Regions from separate parts of the Homo sapiens genome. Here region 1 is linked to region 2. A link is a loop called in an ENCODE intact Hi-C map of the cell type or tissue named here. Cell type or tissue: MCF 10A. All regions are shown on one strand.

Region 1 (2,500 bases), 49 kb before region 2:
GTTTGTAAGCATTGTGATAAAGTTGCACATTAGCCCCACCAAAACCTCTCCACCCATCAGTTGATTTGTTTTTCATTTGATTGTTGTTTCTCCAATTTACAGGGAGAAAAAAAAAATAAGGTTTGCTGTGTTGAAGCACCACTGAGCAATCTTAGACCCGAAGCATATCTTACTGATTATCTAATTCAATGTTTCCCAAACTTGTCTGAACAAAAAAATCACCCAAGGTGCTGGTTAAAATATCAATTCTCAGGCCTCACCCTGCTGATTCGGATTCCGACAGGTTTGGGTGAGGCCAAGTGCATTCAGATTTTTTTAACACGTGCCCCAGGTGATCCTTATGTTCAAGCAGGTTTAGGAAACACTAACACACACATTTTCATTTACTAGCAGAAGAAACTAAGTCTGAGAAAGCCCTGAAAGTACATCTGGGTCACACAGCTCACTAAGAATCTTCAGTTCCTGGACCTGGATTCTTTCCCTTGTACCAGCCTGCCTCCACTAAATCTCCATCCCACTAAAAAACTATAAAAATACACACAAGGAAACTAAGCACCCCCAAAACGCCTTAACTTCCTCTGTATTTCCAAATGAAAATGTTAGCTGACTTATTTCAATATTTCCTTGTTGTGAAAACATTTTTTTTAACTCCAATCATAATGTGTGTTTGGCCTGGATTGGGGTCCAGGATTTAAAGGCAAGCTCTACCGATGCCATCTCAGGATGCTCTCAACCTGACTTGGAGCTCTGTGGAGTTGACCTTCTGCTTCTTAAATCCAAATCTGGATCGTCATCAAGTATCACTTGGTTTATCTGGTGAGTAAAGAATCCAGCGAGGTAGGTGTTCAGAGCCACTTTTTCATCATCAGGAACTAAAAGCAATTACTAATCTGTTTTCACTAATGCAGTCCATCTGTGCATGAGCAATTTGTGTGGTTTTCCTAAGAAGGACATCATATTCTCTGTTTTTTTAAATGCTTAATACTTGCAATCAGAGGGACAGAAATATCCAGCCAGCCCCAATTCTTATAAAACAGAGCTGAAAGCAGGTGATTCAGCTGACTTTAGATGACTCAGCCCGCCTCGATGGCCAAAGTTGGTGAGTCATTTGTCTACTGTCTGAGAGAATTCATTTCAGGAACCCAAATTTCAGGGGCCTCCAAAACTCATTAAACTGTTTAGTAACTCATTACTTCTATTGGAGTTATTGTAGCCTTTCCTTTACCTCAGTTTTTATTCCTGTTCAAACAAATCCAAATCAAACTTCATATCAAGCAGTAGGTTCTACAAGGAACAGTCCATGATCTAGGATGAATTTGAAGTTCCTTTTGGTTTGATTTCCCTGATAATCTGAGTTTTTAGGGAAAACCCAAAGTGTGGAGTGGTTTTGCTGTGGACAAATCCTTAAGTTTGTTAAATCTCATGATAAATGAAAAGTGAGAGGAGTTAATGCCTAATTTGGGTTTACTGGGAAAGATCTCCATGTACATTTTAGGGCTTTCAAGAGAATATTCTGGGGACTGAAACTTTTTCATATTATTTGAGATAAAGAAGTGGTCTTCTTCCTGATTTTCATCAATCTTACTGATATATTTGGAAATCTTTTAGGGCCTGATACTTATCCTAATTGGCTCTTGCAAAATTGCCCGTCTTCTGTCATTATAATAATGGTAATAGTTGCTATCATTTGTTGTGCATTTACATTTTACCCAACATCAGGCTAAACTGAAAATATGGAGGTATTAATATACTCACAATGGTCTTAAAAGGCAGTGGTCTTTTAAAAGATTTCAAGGTATTAATTGTTTAAGTAAGGGGCTTAGAAAAAGAACCCAGGAAATGTCAATGGTCAATCCATCTGTGCTAGGTTTGTAAATACTAAGGTACCCATTTCAGTGAAATTCTTCCTGGAAATCAGACTCCAAGACAGAAAAACAGAAGTCCCTCAAACTATAGGAGCAGCCCTGACCTGCTGTCATTCCTAAGGTTGCTTCCTGCTATGGAAGATTGAATTCAGGGTTGAATTAACAAAGTATTGGCTCAAATTACTTCTGAAGCACATGAGTAAAATGTCTGGGACCAAATGATGGAGACAATATGGGAAACAAGAAACTGCTCTCCTAAAAACTGCTCTCCTAAAATATCTTATTTGCCCCTCAGCTCCCAGCAATGCTAATCCGGACAAAGGCTGGACCCCTCACCTCCAGAGCCCATGTTCACAGGGCCACGGCTTGCAGGTTTAACCTGCATCCACTCATGAACAATACTGCTGGAAGTCTCAAGTGGCAGACAAATCACAGTAAACCAGACTAAAAAATAGCTTAAACATCTTCCAACACTTTATTTTTACAGATGTGAAAGCTGGGATCCCAAAAAGTGATTTGCCCATGCTCACAGTATGTTTTTGTGACCAACTGTAAGTTACCTCAGGTCTCTCATTCTTCTTTCAATACCAAACCCTGCCTTTGTCAGTTTTGGATCTCAATATCACTATTGGAGT
Region 2 (2,500 bases):
AAGAGAACAAATTTGAATGCAACACCTTTTATGATTGTGGCTGTATTTTTCAATCACATATTTTGCCACTGTTTCTACATGAAACTTTTAAAAATTAATATTAATGCTGATATTAATTTTTAATATTAATTTTAATACGCTCCTGGAATGTTATGCCATGTCACAGAAAAGAAGGATCTTTTTTCTAACTTCTCTCAACCAATTATCTTGTGCCCTGAAGCTGAGAAGTTAATACCTTCTGTATTTTTCAACCAACCTGGCACAAACTGCTAACCTAATTTCAGTTTGTAGATGTATTACATCAACTAGGGTGGAAAAAAACAGTTAAAACAAGCTTGATGGTATCCTATGATTTTGTTTTAAAAGACAGGTTAAACACAAGAGAAAGACTGGAGAAGTTCATCATACTGAGATTGTGTAGGGTATCTTTGTTAGATGAAAAAGGGATCAAAACCAAGTGACTAATTGTGGAATATCATGTGTGTACATCTCAGATCCACCGTTCATTCACATCCTGTTCAGTCTGGATGAATATCCAGAACCACCTCTTATTTCCCCAAAGAATCTTGGGGTTTTTCTGAATGGAAAAGAAAAGGGGTTAAACACATTGCATTTGTAACCTCTTTCATAATTACACTCCAAACAATAAAATATCCATTCAAAGTGCAAGACAGACCAATAGATTTCAACGTAAGAAAGTACAAAATGTTCACTGATATGGTTTCAGATCCCACATTGCAATGACTCTTTAAGAAACTACCAACTGTCACATTTGGCACAGCATCAAAGCAAAATATCCATGATTATCTGAGAAGGCTATTAAAATACCCCTCCATTTCCTACTATGTATCTGTGGGAGACTAGATTTTCTTCATCTGTTTCAACCAAAACAACAAATTTGCAACAGACTGAATGTGGAACTACCAAAGTCCAGCTGCCTTCTATGAAGCCACACATAAACTTTTAAAACAATACCGCTCTTTTCACTAAATTATTTTTGGGAAAACAGTTATTTTTCATAAAAATATGTTATTTACGTTAGCATATAATGGATACATGTAGTGAGAGAGTCAAACAATGAAAGAAGGAAATACCGAAATAAACACGTAATTACAAAGCTAGTTAAAAGTGACTAAGAAGAAGAATAATATGATGCTATCGGACAGAACAGTAGAAGACTTGTGTGGTTTTATTTCTGGTTCTCAACCCTGTGACTCAGAATACAGTGTGAAAGCTGGAAGGCCAGATGAGAAGATAAGGGCCAACCTGAGTGAAACTCAATCAGGGTGTGGGTGCAGACCAGTGTTGGGGAAATTTAACTGGTTCTAAGCCACTTCCGGCCCCATCTTCGACTTCTTCTTTATTTAAAAAAAAAAAAAAAGGCCAAATATTATTAAATCAGAGGTTTTAGGCTTCAGTAGAAAACATGCTTATTTAAAGCAATATTTGACACTAAAAAAAAAAATACCAGTACAATATAAGAAACTGACCTTGAAGCTCATTATTATGCAGAATGATTTCCAGATCTGGAAATCTGTCAGATGGATAGGTATCCAGAAACCAACACAGTAGAAGAGGAGCAATGAGGGAAAAAGCCCTTTCCAGAGAGCCAAACCTTCAGTTATATCCATTCACACATGCGTTCATTAATTTACAGGATGACCATATGGTCTGAAAAATAGATAATATTATTTCATTTTTTACAGATGGAATCCTCTCAGTTACTTCTTCTGAGATGGGTTAAAGACAGGTTAATTCAGAAAAATCAAAGACATGCTATCATGTGACCAATACACCCTAGAAGCATGTGCAGAGAGTAATGGAAATATGCGTTCACGCACTGTGGTGCTCACTGCAATTTTGCACAGGCATTGAACTATGCATTTTAATGAGTGACAACACGTTGATCCTATCATGTATTATAATCTACTATCAACAAACCATTTCTTATGTCTATTTTAACTTCCTTCATTTTTGCACTGAGCCACACTTACTTTTGGATATGCTGTTCCCTCTGCCAGGGTCATTCCTCCTCCTCTTCCCAAGCCCCCACAATTAATTATCAATTAACTATTCCTCTAACCTCAGACTCTCTTGCCAGGGAGTATTCTCAGACACATGCCCAGGTGTACATGACATGGCCTACTGTGTTTTCCACAGAAGTTTGTACCTTATCACCATGCACATCACAATGAACCAGTGTGCCATTTCCCCATTTGACCATAAAATCAGTGAGTTCAGGGACCTTGTGTGCTCCTTCACTGTCTGCAAGTACCCCCTGTACCTAACCTGAGCCCAGCACACAATACAGGATTAATGCATTTCTGCTGAATGCATGAAATGTGCAACTATATCTCTACTCGAAAATCATTAACCAACACAGAGATCCTTAAGTTTCTTTTTTCCTTTTTCCAGACAAGTACTGGGGCATAAAACCAATGAGTAACCTACGGGTACCTCCTACAGGAGTAGGGGGTGGGATCTAAAACTGATGCCTCTC

Evidence for each region. Peaks named below come from ENCODE experiments on the same cell type or tissue, not always from the same donor. Only the 100,000 strongest peaks of a DNase experiment are listed, where the experiment ranks them.
Region 1: it touches region 2 in a loop (2.5-fold over the local background); 8 of 110 quality-filtered maps call a loop at or near these places.

The regions. Positions count from the first base shown.
Region 1 is chr10:62,431,895-62,434,394 of GRCh38, reverse strand. It overlaps a transcript of ZNF365 not described here. Among named protein-coding and RNA genes, the nearest start is that of ZNF365, 59 kb to the right of the region's middle. In MCF 10A, no CTCF peak of the experiment used is centred here; a DNase peak (open chromatin) is centred at 1,074.
Region 2 is chr10:62,382,989-62,385,488 of GRCh38, reverse strand. All of the region lies in intron 2 of ZNF365 (zinc finger protein 365), which reads right to left. Among named protein-coding and RNA genes, the nearest start is that of ZNF365, 9.9 kb to the right of the region's middle. RefSeq lists an enhancer at 674-1,873. In MCF 10A, no CTCF peak of the experiment used is centred here; a DNase peak (open chromatin) is centred at 1,218.